Regions from separate parts of the Homo sapiens genome. Here region 2 is linked to region 1. Evidence: chromatin contacts called from ENCODE Hi-C or POLR2A ChIA-PET data. All regions are on one chromosome and are shown on one strand. Each heading gives the region's core, a stretch centred on a gene start or an enhancer-like site at or near the end of the contact. The rest is flanking DNA. Distances are from core to core; before and after follow the strand shown. Region 1 holds the start of LMOD3 (leiomodin 3). Region 2 overlaps MITF (melanocyte inducing transcription factor).

Region 1 (5,119 bases), core at 251-2,750:
CAAGTTATACCAGAGGAAGGAAAAACATGTTGCAAGTACTCGTTTTTACCCCCTGAAACTGGCATTCACATAGAATTGGCTTTTCATCCATTGATCTCCAGTTGTAAAAAATCTGCAAATTGTACCTTGAACTCTAACCTGATCAATCCAGCTGTTTCTTTTCTTAATCTTAGCACATGTTTAAACTCTACTGACTGTAAAACCAATTGACAACTTTCCTTAATTACAGCCAGCTTCAGAGTAATTTAACAAGATGTATCTTTGTAAACAGGCATAACCTAAAGAGACTTTACCTAGGAGGCATCTCTGTCCTCTTTTTGTTAAGTCATTTTCAAGTGGAACATAAAAAAAAAAATTATGCTCATGCACAGTAAGTTTGCAGAGTTAACAATTCTAGCTTTCAGGTTTTAGAAAGTGAAGAACTAGCTTCAAAACCACTTAATAGCCATCGATTTCTAAATGTCATCACTGACAGCCAATACATAGTAATAATATAAGACATTTTCTGGTTATTCGACTTGGTTTAATTGCAGGTTGTGTGGCCAGACTTCAGGAGGACTGAAATGTTTGACACTGTGTGCGAAACACTGCGTATGTTTGGATGTGCCAGAGAGACAGAGGCTACAGAGCTGTCATTACTTTCTCAAAGGGGCCTGCAATAAAAAAGAAAGAGAGAGGTAAGGACAACTGCCTCTGGGTTATGAGTTAAGTCACTAAGTATCGTGGCAATAGAACACAGGCTTTCTGACACAGCAAACCCGACAGCAATTTTTAAAAAGAGACATTTGCAAGAAATTACCCAATTTTCCCCTTGTAAATATAAATGTGTTTCAGAAAGTTCCAGTCGGAGTAGGATTAAATATTATGGTTTAATCTAGATATGGCAAAAACAAAGCAGAACCAAACCCTGGAGTCTTGAGAAATCACAGTTACAACAGAGAGACCTAACAGCCCATCCCAGGCAGCCATTTCTCGGTTGTACACAAATCTCTGGTTACCTCGGATTTCACAAAGGTGACAGGAACTCGTTCCTCTTCCAGCATGCGCCTGGATGCCTTTTCCCAATACATATAATCAACAAGAGATTTATGATTGAAGTTTCCTGTCGGTGGCTTGTCAGTTTGATCTTTCTGAATCATTCCCACGGGAAGGCTGGGGTCAGGGGCCATGACTTCCATTTCCGACTGCAGTTCTTTCAGTTCTTCAGCAGACAAGTTGGCCAAGATTTCATCTTCATTAATCTCCTCATCGAGAAGTTCTTCTTGATCTGAATTTCTGCTGTGCTCTGACATTATTTTTTCTAAATATTATTTTACTAGAAAAGAAGAATAATCAAAGATGATTTTTAAAAAGAAGGAAAAAAGCCTCAAGAAGGTCCCCCAGTTAACGAGTGTCCCAAGTTAACACACCCTTGAGATATTTTTTTTTTTTTCCCAGGAACCTCAGTGGTTTGCTGAGCAGCTAGGAGTGATCACAGCTAAGCTCTTGCCGGATCTATATTAAGCAGGGCTTGGCTGGATGGGGTCAATTTATGGAACAACTATGCTGCTCTCTTTTTGGCAACTTGAGTCAGCTGCGCAAATCCATCTGACATTTCAGTACAGCTGCTATGTTTGCCAGAGACTAGCAGAGACTACAGAATCTCTGCAGGAATAAAATTAATTATCTTCCTATATGCCATCATATTGCCATACACAAATTCATGCAGCTCATACATACATACCCCAATACTCCAGGGGATTCCACTTGTTTTTATTTAAATATTAAAGCAACTTACAATATTTCAGAAGGGAAATCCAACCAGCAACCTGAGTTGTTTCTGAAGTAAAGAATTCACTTGAAGGTAGAAATCAAGCTCTTAGGGTCTGCCTCTTCCCTACAAGGTGAGTGTGGAAGCAAATAAAGTGGTGCACAGTGGAACAGAGGTCTTGCTATGTCACTCATCCTCTGTGTAAGCCGAACCTTTGCAAGATGTCCTGTTTGCATCTAGATCCTGTGATCTAACAGATGGGGACAACCAGCACTTGGATTTCCACTATAAGTGAGTTTAATATTTTAAATTATTTGCTTTTCTTATTAAGTATCCATTAAGCCAATATCAATGAAAATGGCTCTAAAGTGAAGTGTTAAAAAAGAAATCCAGACCACTAATATACTAAAAGAAACTATGAGAAGATTTTGTTTTCAAACCCTGAAGGGGCAATATGCAACATTTGTCCAAATTACAAATGCCCATTTCCTTTGACCCAGCAATTCCACTTTGAGAAGTGTATCCTACAGATATACCCCTACATGGGTGAAACAACGTGTGTACAAGGTTACACAATATAGCAAAGTACAAAACAGTGTGTTTTACATGCCATTATTTGTGTGACAAAGGGTACAATAATATATAATATACAAGTTTTATTATATATATATTTAAGACAGGGTCTGGCTCTGTCACCCAGGCTGGAGGGCAGTGCTGCGATCTCAGCTCACTGCAACCTCTGCCTCCCAGGATCAAGCTGGGACCACAGGCATGCACCACTACACCCAGCTAATTGTATTTTTTGTAGAGACAGGGTTTTGCCATATTGCTCAGGCTGGTCTCGAATTTCTGAGTTCAAGCAATCCACCTGCCTCGGTGTCCCAAAGTTCTGGGATTACAGGCGTGAGCCACCGTGCCTGGCTCGTAAATATATTCTTATTCCGAAATATACATTCATTGTACAAGAGTTAGGATAACATAGAAAGGCACAGAACAAAATCTTCCCCTTACCTCACTGTGAAGCTACCACTATTAACATTTCAGTTTTTTCATTCCAGTCCTTTCTTTTAGGCATACAAACTCTATCATTTTTTCTCATCTGTTTTTTTGACTGAGAAAGTCAGGATTCTTTTTTTCTAGGCAACTGTGTACTCTACTACTAAATAATTTTTTATTGCCCTCTGTTAGGATTCTTTATATGGATGTACCATAATTTGTATAACCAATCCTCAATTGTTGGATATTTAGAATGTTTTCAATTCTCACAAGCACAAATAGTTCTTTAATAAATATCCCTATACCTAAATAGTTTATAAACACACAAGTTTATTTCTTTAGAGTAAATTGAACAAATTCTAAAAAGTGAAATTGCTAGGTCACAGAATACGAAGAAATTAAATACTTTTTATATGTAGATTAAAGTAACAGCAAAAATCACAATTACTTTTGCACCAACCTACTAGGACCCATCTCCAATCTACTTATATTAAATATTTACAAATACTATACATGTTGGCCGGGCGCCGTGCTCATGCCTGTAATCCCAGCACTTTGGGAGGCCGAGGCGGGCAGATCACCTGAGGTCAGGAGTTCAAGACCAGCCTGGCCAATATAGCAAAACTCTATCTCTACTAAAAATACAAAAATTAGCCAGGCGTGGTAGCAGGCACCTGTAGCCCCAGCTACCCGGGAAGCTGAGGCAGAGAATCACCTGAACCTGGGAGGCAGAGGCTGCAGTGAGCTGAGATCACACAACTGCATTCCAGCCTGGGTGGCAGAGCAAGACTCCATCTTAAAATAAATAAATAAAAACAAACAAACAGATATACATGTTACCATTCCAACATTTCATATATATGTAAGTTTGAAACTTGAGACACCCCCATTCCTTTCTCCAAAAGTATCCAAGGATTTTAGTTTCTTGTGTATCTGTCCAAGGATATTTTATTGATAAAATTTGTGAAAAAGGAAGAAAAAAAAAATCAAATCAAGTGTGAGTTTGAAATGAAAGTTATAATATTTTCTTCCTACCCTAGTGTTTTATCTTGAGCATTCCAGGTTGAAAGGCTTTTCATATGTAATTAATGCCCCAGAAAGGTATTTCCAATTTACTTGAATGAGAATTTTCAAAGGACACAGTTATGTACTGGCAACTTATCCCTGGCCTCTCGCCTATCAGGTCTTCTCTTCTTCTTTTTTTTTTTTTTTTTTTTTTTTGAGACTGAGTCTCACTCTATTGCCCAGGCTGGAGTACGGTGGTATGATCTCGGCTCACTGCAACCTCTGCCTCCTGGGTTCAAGTGATTCTTGTGCTTCAGCCTCCCCAGTAGTTGAGACTACAGGCGTGTACCACCACACCCGGCTAATTTTTGTATTTTTAGTAGAGATGGGTTTTCACCATGTTGGCCAGGCTGGTCTTGAACTCCTGACCTCAGGTGATCTGCCCATCTCGGCCTTCCAAAGTGCTGGATTACAGGCGTGAGCCACCATGCCTGGCCAGGTCTTCTTTTAGTCCCTGTAAAAGGGGGAAGAGTTGAGCCTTGGTGGGCAGGGAGGTAGACCACTTTGTAGACCACTGATTTGTGGACCATCATTTCATAGAGTTTTCTTTGCAGAACAATGATCTAAAGAGATTCAGTCAAAACAAAAACAAAACAAAACAAAACAAGAACAACAAATCAATTTTGTTCAGGGAGGCTTGGGAAATGTTATATTCTGCATTTGTGTTTTAGATATTTGTAAAGCACAATTAGCTTTGAGAAACTCTGAGAAATTCTACACTAAAGAAACCAGTTTTTTAACCTAACCCTCCCCAATCTTAAATAATTCATATTTTGGGAAATACAGAGCTAAATATTAAAGAGCAGCCTCTGGAGTCAGTATACCTGGATTTCAGTGTCAGCTCCATTCCTAACTTAGGTGATACTGAGCAACTTAGCCCATATCTGATAATAATGTCTACCATATGCAATTATTGAGAAAATTAAATGAGGTTTTATACATATATATGAGGCTTTATTATATCTATATCCATAGATATATGTGGTAGGATGGTACATGGCACAGAGTAACCCTCAATAAATGTTAAACAGTATTATTCTCATAACTCATGGTTAACTGCAGAAATATTTAAAGAAAAACAAAGGCAATGATAAAATGCAGTATGTTTACATAATGCAGTACATTTACATGTACTACATTTTAAAAACCATTTTCAAGATAGAAACCGTTATATTAATGGCAATAAACAAAAGAGCTTTCAAAATCTTGTTGCTTTTACAGAAAGGAACTGAGAGACTTTTAGGTGGAATTATGTATAAAGAAAATAGAAAACCACCATTTGCATATAAATATGAAGCTCCCCCAAGA
Region 2 (5,004 bases), core at 230-2,729, 670 kb after region 1:
ACCCAGGAGGCAGAGGCTGCAATGAATGGAGATCGCACCACTGCACTGCAGCCTGGGCAACAGAGTGAGACTGTGTCTCAGAAAAACAAACAAACAAACCTCTCATGTGATCCAGTAATCCCAGTTTTGTGTGCATGTATATATATATATATATCCAAAAGAATTGAAAGCAGGGTCCTATAGATAATTGCACATCCATGTTCATAGCAGTGCTAGTCACAATAGCCAAGAGTGGAAGCAACCCAAATGTCCATCAGCAGGTGAATGGATAAACAGAATGTGCTGCATACATACAATGGAGTATTATTCAGCCTTAAAAAGGGAGGAAATCCTGTCATATGCCATGCTACAACATAGATGAATCTTTAGGACATTATAGTAAGTTAAGTAAGCCAGTGACAAGAAGGTAAATACTGTATGAATCCACTTATAGTAAGTTAAGTAAGCCAGTGACAAGAAGGTAAATACTGTATGAATCCACTTACATGAGGTATGTAGAGGAGTCAAACTCATAGAGACAGAAAGTACAATGGTGGTTGCTAGGGGGAGGGGGTAGTGGGAAAAGGGGAGTTGGTATTTAATGGGTATAGAGCTTCAGTTTTGCGAGATGAAAAAGTTCTGGAGATCTCTTGCACAACAATGTGAATGTAATTAACATCAATGAACTGTATATTTAGAAATGGTTAAAATGGTAAATTTTATGTAACATGTTTGTTTATTTGTTTTTTACCACAATTTTAAAAATTTCACATTTATCACCTGGCACTAATTTTACTACTTCATTGAGTATTTCAACATCTTACTTGAAGTTGCAAACCCCAAGGCCACAGGCTGAATGTGGCCCATGGACAATCAGTTTTTGACAAATGTGAAATAGTGGTCAATATTTTTTAAAAATTAGGAACTTTCACATCAAAACCCCTATATCTCGCTTCTCTTGGAAAACTGGAGAATCTGGAAATTCCAAGTCCCTAGTCTGTCCAATCAACAAATGGCTGTAGCTGAGGAGCAGCACCCCACTTTCAGTCCTAGGCATGAAATTCAGATTCATTTCTCTCACTCTCGAATTTCTTATACAAGACCCAAGTCCTCGTGCAGATATACTAACTTCCTGGCCACAGTATTTGTAGGTTTAAGATATTAAACTTCTTAATTCCAAATGCATCCAATAATAATAGACCGTAGATGGTGGATGCTCTGCGAGCTCCCACACTAACTTCTTTTTAGAGACACTAATTTCTAGGTTTCTGCTTCTGTTTGAGGTCCTAGAGTTATCATCTCTGTATTTCTATATGAACAAATATAGTCCCAATGCCCTTTTTTCTTTTGCCATTTTGCGTACAGCAAATGTCCTGCAAGTCATGTTCTAAATATAGATGTGTTAAATTTCAAATGTGAAAGTTTTTGAAGGGTCTAAAGCCAGTTTGCTAATCAGGGAAATGCTGTGATTGGCGCCAGCACTTGCAGTCCCTGAGGGGGATTGTGAAATCCGGCCTCCGCAACTGTGATTCAAGTCTGGGATGAAAGAAAACTCCATGATCGCTGAAGAGCTCTCCAAGTTGTTTTCTTCTTAACAGCGTGGTGGTGGTGGTGGTGGTTTGAGTGTCATAACAGAGAAAAGACAAATACATGTTCCTGAGTTCATTTTACTAGTACTGGATTAATAGTATGGTAACAAATCATTATTTTGCAAGCAAAAACAACCATGTTTTGCAATTCTTTATGTGCAAGTTGTAAGAAAATGCCTGTCAATAGAAAGGAATCTAGAGACCCAAGAGGCTCAAGACCTCTTCATGGCAAGTTAAGAAGAATGGCTACTTATGCAAAATATAAAAACCTTGGGTATTTGAAAGTTCAAACTGGCACAGTTTTTTCTCTTTTAAATCTTATTATTCTGTTGTTTTTCAAGATAGGGCTGGTGGCATCTAATGGCAAGTAGAGGCAAAATACTGGAATGCAGCAGTTGTGCGTTTTTCAAAGCTATGCACTGCATGACATCCCTGTGTGTGCATTTAAGTGTGTATGCAAGAGGCATTATTAGAACTGCCTATATGTTTCATGCTGGGTCTATTTCATTGGTGCAGTAGAACTTGGAAAATGCAGTTTCATGCTTTGAATAATAGTGAACAACAGTAGAGGAGGCCTTAGTTTCCAAGACTGGTGGAGCAGAGGTATTCGGGGAACTTTCTGGGAATGAGACTTGGATAATTAAGTTGCTGTGCCCTGAGAGTTGCTCCTTGAAGTAGAGACGGATGTGCTGAATCCTCATCTGTACTTGCCAGAAGTGAAGCTGTCATCTAGCACAGTTGCTGCCTCTGTTTTTGAAAAGAGATATGACTAGTTGATTCCATCACTATCTGATGCAGAATTTTCAAAGATGAGTAGTGGATCAGAGAAACGAAACAAAACAAAGCCAACTGAACTAAACTGTGTTGCTAGCTGAAAGGGTCTGATAGTGAGCAAAGGGCCAGATGTTTGGAGTTGCTTTCTTCAATTTTATTTCACTGCTTTTATCCATTAAATTGGTCAACAGCAGCACTCACTGGTAAAAATAGGAACAACAGATTCAAGTTTTCCTATGTGCTGTTACAGTGATGCCCTTTTTTTCTTTCCTCTCTCATCTCCTTGCTTTTTCCTTCCCTCCCTTCTTAAGCTCAAGCTTTCATTATATGATTTTTTTTTTAAATTCCAAAAGAATAACGATAGTGTATAGATAAAATGTGGTTAATTTCCCTACTCACCATCCCTAATCCTACTCTTCTAAAGAAATCAATATTAAGAGTTTGGTTTATATCAACAATCCTTCCCCAACCCATGCAAATAAGATATGTATCTAGAGAAATTTGTTTTTCTAATTTTTACAAAAGTGGACTCGTTCTGGGTACAGAATCTTGTAACTTGACTTCCCTGGCATTATTTTATTGGCATCTCTCCAAATCAGTACATTTAGCTCAAAATCGCTACTTTTAATGGCTAATTTTTTTAATAGTATAGTTTTATCACAATTTATTCATAAAATTCCTTATTGATTGATTCCTCTGCCCCACTAAAAATTTCCTCTCCTCCACTAAAAAGATAGCATTGCATATTTTAATTACACATACATATTTTTAAAGCTTTACCCTGTATAATATTTGAAGAGGAAAATTAAAGGGTTTCTAAATGTTTCATTTGCTTTATTACTTTAAATTTTTTCTTGTTTTATGGGCTAAAGTCTTTAGCTTTTTTTTTTTTTTTTTTTTTTTTTTTTTTTTTAAACAGGGTCTCCCTCTGCCACCCATGCTGAAGTACAGTGGTGCAATCACCGTTCCTGGGCAACCTCGATTTCCTGGGCCGAAGTGATCTTCCCACTTCAGCCTCCTGAGTAGCTGGAACTATAGGCGCTTGCCACCACACCTGGCTAATTTTTTTGTATTTTTTGTAGAGATGGGGTTTCGCCATGTTGCCCAGGCTGGTCTTGAACTACTAGGCTCAAGCAGTCTGCCTGCTTCGGCCTCCCAAAGTGTTGGGATTACAGGCGTAAGCCACTGCACCCAGCCAGATTTTCTAATTTGCTGATTTACCTCTTTGAATTTTTGCATTATAGCTATCTATGCTGTATAGTGAAGGATTTCTCAAGCTCGGCATTTTAGTCATTTTAGGTCATATAGCTCTTTGGTGTGAGTAGCTGTGCTGTGTGTTGTGGAACACGTAGCGTCCCTGGCTTCTACCCATTAGATGCTCATAGCATGCACCCTCTCCCAATGCTCATAGCATGCACCCTCTCCCAATGCTCAAGTTATGATGACCAAAAATGTCTCTAGTCACTGCCAGATGTTCCTTGGGTGGAAAAATTGCTCCTGTTGAGAACCACTCCTATAATGTATATAAGGTATATATTTAAAAACCCAGTTATGTGGAAGAACACTACTTTTCTTTATGTATTCACCAACACTTGGCAACATGAATGTAATGTCACATGCATTAGAAGTGAATCTCAGTATTGGGCCCCAGATAGTGAGCTTCACTTAGTTCCTGTGTACAAGCCAGCACTGGAATGATCTTCAGTTTATGCCATTTTGGTATCCATAATGGCACATAGACAACAGTGTCCTCATTTATAAGTTGTGCTATCTCAATCAGACAGTTTGAATATTTTCTGGCTGTGGTGGGGCAACACCTACTCAAATGAGGCAGGAATGCCATTTGCGTCTGACATCATTTTCTTCGACTGGGATTTGAGCAGTTCACGAGGCACCCATTGTCCCACCCATGTCACCCCAGCTATATGAAGTGTATAGGAGGCAGTGGCATCCAGGTAGCCAACGACCTCTTTCCTCTCCTAGTATCTTTTCTACAGAGTCTCCCCCAACTTCTGGCCTTGAGCAAAATAGCCCCATTGGGAAGATCACTGAGGGAAACTGCTGTTTCCACATATTCTATAATCTTTTTCTGTGAAAAGGTGAGCTATATATATAATTATTTAAGTTTCTTCACATTTGCAGGTGGCTATTGTGGTTGGTCTGCTTAACGAAATAGGGTGTGGTGTTATGTATGTGAACAAAGCTGGGCATCAGGCCCTTCATCAGAAATGTGACCCCTTATTAAAGCATTGTTTTTTGTTTTTACAGAAAGTCAGATGGCTTTGTGTTGTTTGACGTGGTTCCTTTTCCAAATAGATGACTGTAAAGATGACCTGATGATCCTATGGACTGGGCTATAAACTTTGTGCATCTCCCTTCTTGTGCCTTAATGGCAAGGTAAGATGCTGGAGAACCAATTCTCATGTCCTTGGTTGGCATTTTAATCGTGGTAGCTTGGTCATCAGGGTAATGGCAACACGTTAAAATTCACATGCATTAAAAAAATAGCAGTGTCATCCAGGCTGCTTTGCATTTGTTATTTGTTTATTTATTTATACATAGATACACATCCATGTAGCTACTGCCCAGGTCAAGAATTAGGACATTTCCAGCACAGTAGAAGATTCCCTTTTCCCCATCTTAGCCAGTAAGCACTTCCCGA

What was found. Hi-C counts contacts between places; a loop is a spot of excess contacts on that map. ChIA-PET counts read pairs that join two places held with the same protein, here RNA polymerase II (POLR2A). Pooled maps may share reads with other maps.
Region 2: a map of gastrocnemius medialis shows a loop between it and region 1 (2.2-fold over the local background). The contact joins the enhancer-like site here to the promoter of LMOD3 in region 1. A Hi-C loop is called at or near these places in 1 of 168 maps with a recorded cell type or tissue (gastrocnemius medialis) and 2 of 50 pooled maps. POLR2A ChIA-PET finds 5 or more read pairs at or near these places in 1 of 52 experiments (A549).

Annotation. Positions count from the first base shown.
Region 1 is chr3:69,121,095-69,126,213 of GRCh38, forward strand. LMOD3 (leiomodin 3) reads right to left here and starts at 1,501. Exons shown (of 3, transcript NM_198271.5): 1 at 999-1,501. The coding sequence starts at 1,292. RefSeq lists an enhancer at 356-1,555.
Region 2 is chr3:69,789,777-69,794,780 of GRCh38, forward strand. The region is part of intron 1 of MITF (melanocyte inducing transcription factor); the gene reads left to right. Among named protein-coding and RNA genes, the nearest start is that of MITF, 53 kb to the left of the region's middle. Within about 2 kb of position 1,480, at least 12 of the 41 ENCODE cell types and tissues checked have a DNase peak (open chromatin) inside an H3K27ac peak, as active enhancers do; they include gastrocnemius medialis, where a contact is called at or near this core.